Linked DNA regions of Homo sapiens: region 2 is linked to region 1. The links are chromatin contacts, found by POLR2A ChIA-PET in ENCODE. All regions are on one chromosome and are shown on one strand. The core of a region is the stretch at or near the end of the contact, and the rest is flanking DNA. Distances in the headings are between cores, read along the strand shown.

What was found. ChIA-PET counts read pairs that join two places held with the same protein, here RNA polymerase II (POLR2A).
Region 2: POLR2A ChIA-PET joins it to region 1 with 10 read pairs in OCI-LY7. The contact joins two enhancer-like sites. POLR2A ChIA-PET finds 5 or more read pairs at or near these places in 4 of 52 experiments (H1, OCI-LY7, activated CD4-positive, alpha-beta T cell and 1 more).

What each region holds. Positions count from the first base shown.
Region 1 is chr1:9,783,766-9,790,826 of GRCh38, reverse strand. The region is part of intron 1 of CLSTN1 (calsyntenin 1); the gene reads left to right. Among named protein-coding and RNA genes, the nearest start is that of CLSTN1, 37 kb to the left of the region's middle. RefSeq lists enhancers at 1,581-2,369, 4,003-4,503. Within about 2 kb of position 2,971, at least 7 of the 41 ENCODE cell types and tissues checked have a DNase peak (open chromatin) inside an H3K27ac peak, as active enhancers do; they include OCI-LY7, where a contact is called at or near this core.
Region 2 is chr1:9,557,037-9,564,097 of GRCh38, reverse strand. All of the region lies in intron 2 of SLC25A33 (solute carrier family 25 member 33), which reads right to left. Among named protein-coding and RNA genes, the nearest start is that of SLC25A33, 21 kb to the right of the region's middle. Within about 2 kb of position 4,382, at least 4 of the 41 ENCODE cell types and tissues checked have a DNase peak (open chromatin) inside an H3K27ac peak, as active enhancers do; they include OCI-LY7, where a contact is called at or near this core.

The sequences.
Region 1 (7,061 bases), core at 1,722-4,221:
TAAAAGCACATTTGCGATCGTCACACCCTGATTTTTCAAAAATAGCCTTGTGATTGTCGCTGTCTCTTGCCTTTCATATAGCTGAATCCGCTAGATTAGCCTCAGTGGTCAGCAAAAGGGAGTCCACGGCGCCTGACCTGTGCTCCGAAATATGCGTAATATTTGATGCTGAGTATACAAAACTGGATATATTCATGCCAGTAGAATTTTCAGAATTTTCAAAAGAAAAGTGAATTGAAATATACTGACAAAATATTTTAATGGCGATCTCAACAAAACATTTAAAAAGTCCTCAACAAAAATCAAATCAAACAATGTGCAAGAAGAATGATACACCATGACCGTATAGGATCTAGTCCACATACATAAGACTGTTTCAACATTTGACAGTCAATAATTCACCAATCAATACGCTAAAAAAGAAAAGTCACAGCATACCAATTAATGCCGAAATAGCATTTCAGAAGATGCTATTCATTCATTCATGATGAAAACTCTCAAAGTTAGGAATAGAGGGGCTCTCTCTCAATTTGATAAATAACATCTACGAAAACCTACTTAATAAACATACTTAAAGGTGAAAAAAGAATTGGCGACATTGTGGAAACCCCTAAGCATTACTGTTCAAGGTTATCAGTGCTTTCATTTTTCTTTCATAGCGGAATTCGGAGTGAAACAACACAAACTTACCCTACAGAGCGAGAAAAGTCTTGAGTGAAATTATTTGATACACCAAACAAGCAGATAAATAGGAACCCTGATTAGGTATTTGATGATATTAAATAATTGTGAAATTTTAGGTAATACTGCCATTATGGTTAGTTTTTATTTATTTTACTTTATTTTTTTAGATAGGGTCTTGCTCTGTTGCCCAGGCTGGAGTGCAGTGGTGCAGTTATGACTCATTGCAGCCTCTACCAGCCAGGCTCAAGCGATTCTCCCACCTCAGCCTCCCAAGTAGCTGGGACTACAGGTGTGCATCACCACGCCTGGCTAATTTTTGTATTTTTTACTAGAGACGGGTTTCGCCATGTTGCCTTAGCTGATTTTGAACTCTTGGGCTCAAGCAATCCACTCTCCTTAGCCTCCCAAAGTGCTGGGATTACAGGCATAAGCCACCTCTCCCAGCTTATTTTATTTTTTACCTTTAAGCTCTATTGGACTTGATATGGTTAGTTTTAAAAAGAGTTGTTATCTTTTAGAGATGTATGATGCGGTATTGAGAGGGGAAGTTATATGATGTCTGGCATTTGCTTCAAAATAAGTGGTATCGGTGTTGGGAGTGGGAGTGAAGTCAAACAAGATTCATTCTGCGTGGATCATTATAGTGGTTAGTGAGGAGCACATGGGGCTTCTTACTCTCTGTTGTCTACTTTGGTATCTTATCAATTTTACACAATACGAGAAGGTAAAATTACTTGATATAAAGCATGTTTGGTTTCATCTGTTAGGATGGTCTATCAAAAAGCAGAAAATAACAAGTGCTGGGAAGGAGGTGGAGAAATCGGGGCCCTTGTGCACGGTTGGTGGGAATGGAAAATGGTGCAGTCACTATGGAGAACGGTATGGCGGCTCCTCAAAACACAAAGATACAATCACCCTAAAGATAGAATCACCGTATGATCCAGCAGTCCGCCTTCTGGGCATATTCACAAAAGATTAGAAAACAGGGCCTTGAGGTATTTGTACACCAGCATTAGCAGCATTGTTCACAATGGCCAAAAGGTGGAAGCAACCCAGCGTCTGTTAACCAGGGAATGGATAAGCAAAACATGGTATCCTTCTAACGGAACATCATCCAGCCTCGAAAAGGAATTCCAACGCATGCCACAGCAGGGGGGCACCTCGAGGACATTATGCTAATGAAGCCAGTTACAAAAGGATAAGTGTGGTGTGATCCCACTCATATGAGGTACTAGAATAGTCAAATTCCTTTTGTTTTTTTTTTTTTTTTTTTTTGAGACGGAGTCTCGCTCTGTCGCCCAGCTTGGAGTGCAGTGGCGTGATCTTGGCTCACTGCAAGCTCCGCCTCCCGGGTTCACGCCATTCTCCTGCCTCAGCCTCCTGAGGAGCTGGGACTGCAGGCACCCGCCACCACGCCTGGCAAATGTTTTGCATTTTTTAGTAGAGATGGGGTTTCAAAGTGTTAGCCAGGATGGTCTCGATCTCCTGACCTCATGATCCGCCTGCCTCGGCCTCCCAAAGTGCTGGGATTACAGGCGTGAGCCACTGCGCCCGGCCTCAAATTCCTTTTTTTTTTGGAAACAGTCTCACTCTGTCACCCAGGCTGGAGTACAGTGGCATGATCTCAGCTCACTGCAACCTCCGCCTCCTGGGTTCAAGCGATTGTCCTGCCTCAGTCTCCCAAGTGACTGGAATTAGCATGGACTACCATGCCCAGCTAATTTTTGTATTTTTAGTAGAGATGGGGTTTCACCATGTTGGCCAGGCTGGTTTCAAACTCCCAACCTCAGGTGATCCACCCATGTCGGCCTCCCAAAGTGCTAGGATTACAGGCATGAGCTACCGCATCTGGCCTAGAATGGTCAAATTCTTTATTTTTATTTTTTTGAGACAGGGTCTCACTCTGTCATGCAGGCTGGAGTGCAGTGGCACCATCTTGGCGTACTGCAGCCTCGACCTCCCAGGCTCAGGTGATCCTCCCACCTCACCCTCCCAAGTAGGCGGGACTACAAGTGTGGCACCACCATGCCTGGCTAATTTTTGTATTTTTTGTAGAGACGGGGTCTCGCCAGGTTGGCCGGGCTGATCTTGAACTCCTGAACTCAAGCGATCCACCTTCCTCAGCTTCCTAAAGTGCTGGGATTACAGGTTTGAGCCACCACGCCGGACCCTTAGTCAAATAGTCAAATTCACAGAGACAGAAAATAGAATGGTGGCTGCCAGGGGCTGGGGGAGGGGAAATAGGAAGTTAGTATTTAGTGGGTGCAGAGTTTCAGTTTTGCAAGATGAAAGAAGTTCTAGAGACGGGTAGTGGTGGTGACGGTTGGATGACAGTGTGAATGTACTTAATGCTATTGGCCTGTACACTTAAAAATGGTTAAGATGGTAAATTTTTATACTGTGTATTTTCCCACATTAAAAAAACTTGTTTGGAATTTGGAGGAAAAATTAGAAGGCTCACGCCTGTAATCCCAGCACTTTGGGAGGCCAAGGCAGGTGGATCACGAGGTCAGGAGATCGAGACCATCCTGGCTAACATGGTGAAACCCCGTCTCTCTAAAAACACAAAAAATTAGCCGGGCACGGTGGCAGGTGCCTGTAGTCCCAGCTACCCGGGAGGCTGAGGCAGGAGAATGGCGTGAACCCGGGAGGCGGAGCTTGCAGTGAGCCGAGATCACACCACTGCACTCCAGGCTGGGCGACAGAGTGAGACTCCGTCTCAAAAAAAAAAAAAAAAAAATTAGAAGGCTCACTTTAAGCTTTCAAAAGTTGCAATTGTAGGAAGTGAGGATTACTTTGCAGGTTCTGTTTCAAATTCATATTTTTATCAACCATAACACAAGCTCTGAGAGGGCAGGGGCTGTTTTACTCACCATTATTTTCTTGGTACCTAGAAGACTACCTGGGCCTCGAGAAAGACGGATGGATGGATGGAAGAAGGGGGAAACAGAAGCCCCTTCTTCTGGATTCTCCTGCCCTGTCATTCCTCCTTAGCTCTCAGTTCTAGTTGGGGACAGCCCCATCTCCGTGTGCGGGAGATACCTAGACTCTAAACTGCAGTCTCAGCCCAGCCCCTTCCCCTTCTCTTCTCACCCCTGCAGCCACCTCTTCACCCCCAACTTCGTTCTTGGGACTCTCCTGGCATCCTACCCTGAGGCTCATGTGCAGGGTCTGGTCCCCTTGCTTCCTTCTTAGTGTTCAGGGTGGGATGTGCACCAGGGAGAAGGACATAGGGGTTCCTCCTCCATCTGTTCCTGCTCATTCCCTGGTCTTTTCTCATGATGCCACCATGCATGCCTTGCGCTCCCCAACACGAGGAGCCCGATGTAGCTCTCAGGCCCTGTGAGCTGGGTAGTGGTGAGCCCATGCCCAGCCATAGACCGCCTGGTGGCGGACAGGCAGGTGTCCCAGCCTGTGAGCAAGAGAGTGGATCCAGATGTGCAGAGCTTGCAAACAGCTCTCACCTTTGTTTTTTTTTTTTTTTTTTTTTTTTTGAGACGGAGTCTCACTCTTGTCAGCCAGGCTGCAGTGGAGTGCAATAGCACAATCTCAGCTCACTGCAACCTCCACCTCCCGGGTCCAAGCAATTCTCCTGCCTCAGTCTCCTGAGTAGCTGGGATTACAGGTGCCCACCACCACACCTGGCTAATTTTTAGTGTTTTTAGTAGAGACGGGGTTTCGCCATGTTGGCCAGGCTGGTTTCGAACTCCTGACTTCAGGTGATCAGCCTGCCTCGGCCTCCCAAAGTGCTGGGATTACAGGCATGAGCCACCGCGCCCAGCCTCACCTTTCGTAGAACAGCTGCATTGTGTGTAACAGTATGTGGTGGTATGATGCTTGTCCTGGGAAAAGTGAATAAATGCAGGGAAAGTTTCACTGTACTATTAAAAAACTCAATTGTTCTGTTAGCTTAAGAATTTATTTGACACTTAATGTGTGTGTTTTTTGTTTGTTTGAGGCAGGTCTCGCTCTGTCACCCAGTCTGGAGTGCAGTGGTGTGATCTCAGCTCACTGCAACCTCCACCTCCCAGGCTCAAGCGATTCTCATGCCTCAGCCTCCCGAGTAGCTGGGAGGTCCCAAGTAGCTCCCAAGTGTACCACCATGCCTGGCTAATTTTTTCCTATTTTTTGTAGAGACAGGGTTTTATCATTTTGCCCAGGCTGGTGTCGAACTCCTGAACTCAAGCGATCCACCCACCTCAACCTCCCAAATTGCTGGGATTACAGGCATGACCTACCGTGCCCGGCCTTAATGTGTTTTTATTTTAAAAATTAACTTCAAGCTGGGTGGGGTGTCCCACACCTCTGAGACAGAGTGAGACCCTGACTCGGAAAAAAAAAAAAAAAGAAATTCACATCAATGTAATGCACAAATTATTAAAGTGGCTCTTTTAAAGTGTACAAGTGATTTTCATGTAGACATCATTGGTTTTCCTTAACGGGGTGGATGTCAGTCAGTGGTTCTCAAGGGAGGAGGGAGGAGGATTGCCCCCAGGGGATCTTGGGGAATGTCTGGAGACACTTCTGGTTGGCACATCTTGGTGGGGAGGCCGCGGACATCCAGTGGTTTTGAGGCCGGGATGCTGCTGAACGTCCCACAATGCACGGGACAGCCCCACAGCTAAACATTGTCTGGCCCAGAGTGTCCAGCTGTTGAGAAACCCTGATCTAAATAATGTCTAAGCTATGTATTTGGTGTTTCAATCAGCCCTTTAAAATTTAGTTTGTTTGGGATTCTGATGAAGAAATCCTTAAACCTGTGCATACAGAGATTCTTTGGCAGTGTTCAGTCTTTGGAAAAAAAAAAATAAGAGTAATTAAAAAATCTGTTTTACAGCTGGGTGCAGTGGGTCACGCCTGTAATCCCAGCACTTTGGGAGACTGAGGCAGGCGGATCACTTGAGGCCAGGAGTTTGAGACCAGACTGGCCAACATGGTGAAACCCTGTCTCCGCTAAAAATACAAAAATTAGCCAGGCACGGTGGATCACCTGAGGTCAAGAGTTCAAGACCACCCTGGCCAACATGGTGAAAACCCCTCTCCTCTAAAAATAACAAAAATTAGCTGGGAGTGGTGGCACACATTGTAGTTTTATTTCACTTCAGCCTGGGTGACAGAGCAAGACTCTCAAAAAAAAAAAAAAAAAGAATTTATGACTAGGGACAATACTTAGAGACCCAGAGATAATGCCTTTTTATATTTTGATTTTAAAACTGTGAATATTTTACCTGTTCCAAATGCTTTTTTGAGGAAAAAAAGAATCAGCTGGAGATTTTAAACTTAGAGTTTAAGATACTTTTCTACCCATGTCATCTTTAACAAGGGCCTACTAGCTCGCCTTTGGAAATTAACTAGCAGGATTTTAAAATCAAAGCCTGAGAACTTGGAGCATGCAAGGGCACCTGTCACCACCTGCTGGCAGTGTTCCTTAATTGCAGGTTCTTATGATAGACCAAGGTTTAAAAGTTGAATCTGCAAATGAAACCTGTAACATCATCTAGGATTTATAGGTGAGACGCCAACAGTCTCTTGCAATATTTAGCTGTTGTTTTTTAAGGGCAGACATGACCAACCTACGTGTCATGATAAGAGGCACACATCACACTCTTGTTTGAAACAGTGGGTTTCTTTTTTCTTTAGAGATAGTCTTGTTCTCCCTGAGGCTGGACTGCAGTGGTGAGATCTTGGCTCACGGCAGCCTGTAACTCTTGGGCTGAAACATTCCTCCTGTCTCAGCCTCCCGAGTAGCTGGGAGTACAGGCATGTGCCACCATGCCAGCTAACTTTTTTTTTTTATTCAAGAGGGAATCTCGCTTTGTCACCCAGGCCGGAGTGCAAGTGACACAATCTCTGCTCACTGCAACGTCTGCCCCCCAGGTTCAAGAGATTCCCCTGCCTCAACCTTCCGAGTAGCTGGGGTTACAGGTGCATGCCACCACGCTTGGTTAATTTTTTTTTTTTTTTTTTTTTGAGATAGAGTTTCGCTCCTGTCGCCCAGGCTGGAGTGCAGTGGCGCAATCTTGGCTCATTGCAACCTCCGTCACCCTGGTTCAGGCAATTCTCCTGCCCCAGCCTCCCAAGTATCTGGGATTACAGGCATCTGCCACCACGCCTAGCTAATTTTTGTATTATTATTATTATTATTTTTTGAGATGGAGTTTCACTCTTGTTGCCCAGGCTGGAGTGCAATAGTGTGGTCTCAGCTCCCTGCAACCTCTGCCTCCCAGGTTCAAGCAATTCTCCTGTCTCAGCCTCCCAAGTAGCTGGGATTACAGGCACCCGCCACCACGCCTGGTTAATTTTTGTATTTTTAGTAGAGACAGGGTTTCACCATGTTTGCCAGGCTGGTCTCGAACTCCTGACCTCAGGCCATCTGC
Region 2 (7,061 bases), core at 3,133-5,632, 230 kb after region 1:
TGTTATATAATGGTCTTCTCTAATTTAATCTCTTTTTCTTATGGAGGATTTCTCTTTACTAGTAGTACCATCCATTTGATAGCACTTAAGGTTGATCTAGCTCACAAATAATCATATGCTAGTCAAAAGTTAATAGAATGGCTGGGAGCAGTGGCTCACATCTGTAATCCTAGCACATTGGGAGGCCGAAGCGGGTGGATCACTTGAGGTCAGGGGTTCAAGACCAGCCTGGCAACATGGTGAAACCCCGTCTCTACTAAAAATACAAAAACTAGCCAGAAATCACTTGATCACAGGAGGCAAAGGCTGCAGTGAGCCCAGATCATGCCACTGTACTCCAGCCCGGGCAACAGAGCAGGACTCTGTCTCAGAAAGGAAAAAAAAAAAGTTAATAGAATGTTTTACTTTCATTATAACACACAGAAGGTATGATGAAAAGGTCTTTCACTTTATGGAAAAGATGTTCCTATAAAGTTAATAGTAAAGTAAATCCTGTCAATTCTATTTCTACCTCTTCCACTTTCTCCACAGGGAAAGTTTCCCAAATTAAGCTGGTTTTTGGTGCAAAAGAGGTACAGCTGACATTCTGGTCCACAGCATACTGGATAATGTTAAAGTTTCATCTATTTCCAGCTCTCCTTCCTCAGATCACTATGTAACTTTTCATGCTCTAGATTCTCTGAATGTATAAAGTAAATAGAATTTTGAATCTTAGCTTCTCTTCTCCTAATTTTTGGATGTTTAAAATAAAGAATATCTGTACCTTCAAGAGCTAGTAGTAGGCTAGCAATTAGATGAAAAAGAGTGGAAAGAAAAAAGTAAAACTATGTCTATTCACAGATGGCATGATCTTTTGTTGAAATACTAAAGAATCGGCCGGGCGCGGTGGCTCATGCCTGTAATCCCAACACTCTGGGAGGCCGAGGCGGGCGGATCACGAGGTCAGGAGATCGAGACCGTCCTGGCTAACACAGTGAAACCCCATCTCTACTAAAAATACAAACAAAAAAAACTAGCCAGGCGTGGTAGTGGGCGCCTGTAGTCCCAGCTACTCGGGAGGCTGAAGCAGGAGAATGGCGTGAACCCAGGAGGTGGAGCTTGCAGTGAGCCGAGATTGCGCCACTGCACTCCAGCCTGGGTGACAGAGCGAGATTCTGCCTCAAAAAAAAAAAAAAAAAGCTATTATTTTAAAAAGTAGTAAGTCAGACCTTAGTTCAATTTATATAATTTTTTTTTTTTTTTTGAAACGGAGTTTTTGCTCTTGTTGCCCAGGCTGGAGTGCAATGGCGCGATCTTGGCTCACCACAACCTCTGCCTCCCAGGTTCAAGTGATTCTCCTGCCTCAGTCTCCAAGTAGCTGGGATTACAGGCACCCGCCACTACGCCCAGCTAATTTTGTATTTTTAGTAGAGACAGGGTTTCTCCATGTTGGTCAGGTTGGTTTCGAACTCCCTACCTCAAGTGATCTGCCCACCTCGGCCTCCCAAAGTGTTGAGATTACAGGCATGAGCCACTGTGCCTGGCCCATTTATATAATTCAATTACATAAAAATATTATGCAGAGACAGTAGTCTTATTTTCTAATCAAATCATTTTCCTTACTGACAGGTGTTAAGCCCAGGCCCTTTTAAGTGATCCCATACAACCTCTGCCTCCTGGGTTCAAGCAATTCTGCTGCCTCAGCCTCCTGAGTAGATGAGATTATAGACAACAGCCACCACGTCCTGCTAATTTTTTTTTTTTTTTTTTTGAGATGGAGTCTTGCTCTGTCAGCCAGGCTGGAGTGCAGTGGCTGCATCTCGGCTCACTGCAGCCTCCGCCTCCCAGGCTCAAGTGATTCTCCTTCCTCAGCCTCCTGGATAGCTGGGATTACAGGTGTACACCACCATACCTGGCTAATTTTTGTATTTTTAGTAGAGATGGGGTTTCACCATGTTGGCCAGGCTGGTCTTGAACTCCTGACTTCAGGTGATCCGCCCACCTCAGCCTCCCAAAGTGCTGGGATTGCAGGCGTGAAACACGAATATTGCCCCTTTTTTTTTTTTTTTGAGACGGAGTCTTGCTCTGTCGCCAGGCGAGTGCAGTGGCATGATCTCGGCTCACTGCAACCTCCACCTCCCGGGTTCAAACAGTATTGCTCTTTTAAGGGTTCAAGCAGTATTGCTCTTTTAAACGATCGAGCTGTCTGAACTAAAACCTCTCTCAAGTAACACCCTGAAGTGGCCTATACTTTATAATATAGCACATAATCAAGATTTTCAAACGCTAAGTGTATCAAGAAATTGTGTAAAGTTTAGATCCTCTCTGTGGTCCCCATTAATGTACCCTGTTCAGCTTCAGGAGTCATTTAAACACAATTAAGGGAATCTCTGGCTCCAGGAAGCTTGAAGCCGCTCATCCATAATGCAGTAGGGAACTCGTGTCCTCAAGTGACTCAGGCCTGTTAAGAACTTAAGAAAGGCGGTCTCCATAGTTACACATAATAACAGTTGGCAAAAAGCCAAATCTGTTACATAATCCAAACTTCTAACCTAGCTTGATGTTTACAAAACTTTTCTGGAACAATTAAGATCCTACTATAAATGGTACATTTCAGCTGCAAAATCAAGCCCAGAAGGATCCAGACTCATTTTCCCACAGTCACAAACTTTCATTTAGGAAAAAAATGGAAAAAAAAAATCAGGGTCTTGTTTGGAGCATTTTATTCTCTTCACTGTTTTATATCATAATATGCATAGCACAGACTAATCCAAGACAAATGTCTCATCTGAACACTGTGGTTCCTAAAAGATAAGATAGGAGATCACTAACACGTTACTTTTCAATGAAAAAGGCACTTGAAAAAACAAAAAGAGGGCTGCGCGCGGTGGCTCACGCCTGTAATCCCAGCACTTTGGGAGGCCGAAGCGGGCGGATCACAAGGCCAGGAGATGGAGTCCATCCTGGCTAATACCGCTGAAACCCCGTCTCTACTAAAAATACAAAAAAAATTAGCCGGGCGTGGTGACGGGTCCCAGCTACTCAGGAGGCTGAGGCAGGAGAATCGCTTGAATCCGGGAGACAGAGGTTGCAGTGAGCAGAGATGGTGCCACTGCACTCCAGCCTGGGCGACAGAGCAAGACTCTGCCTCAAAAAAAAAAAAAAAAAGAATGTGTCTCAGCAGTTTAAATAGTAAGAACTTTGCTGGAAAATATTAAGCCAGAAGATTTTTATTTTTTTTAAAAGCAAATACCTGAAATACATATACTATTTATTACTCTGGCACATTTAATAGCAGATACCTGAATCTGTTAACATATTGCCTTTTTGCTTTTTAAGTAACTATTAAAAAAAAAAAGATAGGTTCGAGATAGGTTCTTCAATAGAGAATTTTTTTCTTTAACAGAATACTTTTCTTTAACAGAATAGAGAATATTTTTTTCTCTGAATTTTGAAAATAAACTTTCTATAAACAAATTCTGTTCTCTGACAAGTCTTTTAAAGTAGTATTCCCCAAATGAGTAAGACTATTAATAAGCAGACAACTTTTTTTTTGAGATGGAGTCTTGCTCTGTTACCCAGACAGGAGTGCAGTGGCACGATCTCGGCTCACTGCAACCTCCGCCTCCGGGGTTCATGCCATTCTCCTGCCTCAACCTCCCGAGTAGCCGGGATTACAGGCGCCCACCGCCACACCTGGCTAATTTTTTGTATTTTTAGTAGAGATAGGGTTTCACCGTGTTAGCCAGGATAGTCTCTATCTCCTGACCTCGTGATCCGCCCGCCTCGGCCACAAGCAGACAACTTTTAAACGAATGACCATGTTATTTGCATGGGTTTTTTTTCTTTTCTCTTTTTTTTTTTTTTGAGATGGAGTCTCGCTCTGCTGCCCAGGCTGGAAGGCAGTGGCGTGATCTCGGCTCACTGCAACCTCCGCCTCCCAGGTTCAAGTGATTCTCTTGCCTCACCCTCCCGAGAAGCTGGGATTACAGGCACGTGCTGCCATGTCCGGCTGGTTTTTGTATTTTTAGTAGAGACGAGGTTTCGCCATGTTGGCCAGGTTGGTCTCTAACTCCTGACCTAAGGTGATCCACCTGCCTTGGCCTCCCAAAGTGCTGGGATTACAAGGGTGAGCCACTGCGCCCAGCCTTGTATGGTTTTTGAATAACAAAGTGTCTTCCAAAAATGTCAACAGGAAACTAACACGGGCTTTGTAGATAAGACAAAAGCCTGTACCCTTGTTCTTGTTTGATCACTTACTAGATAAAGACCCTCTCTGTAAACCATCGTCACCGCCGTTAGCTTAGGGATGGTTAATGAAGAAACAGAAAGCTGTACAATAATCCAGGTGAGAGAGGATGGTGGCTTCAACCCACATGGTAGCAGCCTGAAAAGGAGCCACCCTCTGTTAAGCCCCCCTAAAGCTTCCTAAGTTGGTATATTGTTTTTATGTAAGTCCTGAGTTACAGACTCTGCCTTTAGAACTTATTAACAGGAAAAGATACAAATTTCCCCCGAAGAGTATGCTTTCTTCACATGAGAATTATGTAATAGGATATTCCCCCCCACCTTTTTTTTTTGCCTCTATTAAGAGATAAAAGACTTTAAGGTTAAAAAAAAACAAAACCTTGTGTTTAAAAGCAGAGAGTAGCTATTATAATGACAGCAGCTTTTATTATTTACACGGAGGGAGGGTGTTAAGCCCTTTATATGCAATATCTTCCTGACATGCCAAAACTCATGCATTCAATTTGTATGGAATGCTTGCTATGTGACAGGCAACATTCTCGATGCTTGGGGACGATTTCAGTAATTAAAAGAAACCAAAGTCACTACCTCCAAAGAAGTCCCATTGGAGGGGGTGGTGAAGAGGGAGAAAAGAATAGAAATAAGTAAACTACACTGTATGTTGATGGACGTAAGTGCTACGGATAAAAATATAAAGCAGGAAGGCGGGCTGGAGTGTTGCGGAGAGTTTGCTTTTAAATAGCATGGTCACTATAGGGTCTTCCTGCAAGGTGATGACAGCGGACGTCAGCCGTGCAGACAATGTCTACTGCAAACACCCTGCGGTGGGAAATGTTCCTGGCCTTTTAAAGGAACAAAAAGGAGGCTGGAGAGGCAAAGGGGAAAATAGGAGATGAAAAGTCAGAAGTAATGGGAAGGGTGAGAATCGTGTAGAACCTAGTAGGCCACAGGGATAGCTGTAGCTCTTACCCAGAGGGAGACAGCAACTCTGAGCAGAGGATCTGAGCAGAGGGTTCTCTGGGTGCTCTGCTGAGATCAGACTGAGGGTAGAGGGCAGCAAGCTTTCAAGCCAGAGCAGTCAGGAAGTGAATGCACCAATATAGGTGAGATACGGTGGCTTCCATCAGGACAGTGGTGGAGGAAGTAGTGAGAAGGGGTAAGATTCTGTATTTATTTTGAAGGTAGACTTGATAGGATTTGCTGCAGGGCTGAGAAATAAGATCCAAGGATGACTATGAAGCTTGAGATCTGTGTAGCTGGAAAGATGGAGCTGCCTCTAACAGAGACAGGGAAGACTCTGGGAGCAGTAGGTTTTGTGGAGTTCTGTTTTGCTCATGTTACTCTTGGATGGCTAATAAACATCCAAGCTGTCAAACAGGCAGCCGGATGGAGCGTGTGAGGCTCAGAGCAGAAAGGCTGCCAGCTTACAGATGGTATTTACAGCCATGAAACTAAGTGCGCCCACAGGAGTGGCAGTAGCTAGAGAAGGCCAGGGTCTGGGCCCTGGACCCTCCAACAGCCAGAGGTTGTAAGGCTGCAGCACAGCAAAGGAAACAGAAGCAATAGCCACGGAGGCAGAAGGGTGCAGTCCTAGGAGTCTCTGAGCTGGGAACTGCTGCTGCCTTCGCGGAGAAGCAGCAGAGGCTCAGCCTTGTGTCTGGGGCTTGTTCATTTCTTACTTTACTTTAGCGGCTTCAAGTCTTTCTTAGAAGCAAGGTGGATATACATTGAACATGACTTTGGGCATGTCACTTAGCCCTTAACCTGCATGTCCTCTTCTCTAAAATAGAGGTAACGTCACGCCTGAGTACTCATCTGCTAAGGTTGTGCAAAATCAATGAAATACTACCACGTAAAAGGAGTTTTCTTCGTAAGTGTATACACCTACTATGTACCCACAATTTTTTAAAAGTAGTCCTTTACTTGAAAGTTATTAAATAGTTGTGTGAGAGAATCTTTCTTTTTTTTGACACAGGGTCTTATTCCATTGCCCAGGCTGGAGTACAGTGGCACAATCACAGCTCACTGCAGCCTTGATCTCCTGGGCTCAAGGACATCCTGTCTTACGTAAATTGTGCCTAAAAGTGCTAAATGTGTGGTTTTTGCAATAGAGCACCTGCATTTTATTACGTCTTTTTCTAACATTTCCCAAATACATTTTTACAATGATAAGTAGCTTTCCTGATAAATGTGTCTTGAACACACTCTTGCCCAAGAATCCGTTTGAGAGATCTGAATATCATGCTCAGTTATATTCAACTCCTAAGTTCAGCCTCCTGAGTAGCTGGGATTATAGGTGCACGCCAACATGCCCGGCTAATTTTTTGTATTTTTTGTAGAGATGGGATTTCGCCACATTGCCCAGGCTGGTCTCAAACTCCTGGGCTCAGCTCAAGCAATCCATTTGCATTGGCCCTTCAAAGTGCTAGGAATACAGGCATGAGCCACCGTGCCCAGCCCAGAATTTTAAAAATATATAATAAAGCTGAGGAAATAAAGCTTAAATAAAATAGCTCTTGGGTGAAAAGTGCCACTTTACAAACACCTTTCTGACAAAACATTATAACTAAAATTTTACTTACTAACGCCATTGTTTATATTTTGATGTCAATAAAATAAACTGATTTAAAAGTATTCATGCCGAGCACAGTGGCTCACGCCTGTAATCCCAGCACTTTGGGAGGCCAAGGCGGGCAGATCACCTGAGGTTGGGAGTTTGAGACCCGCCTGACCAACATGGAGAATCCCTGTCTCTAATAAAAATACAAAATTAGCCGGGCGTGGTAGCACATTCCTGTAATCCCAGCTACTTGGGAGGCTGAGGAAGGAGAATC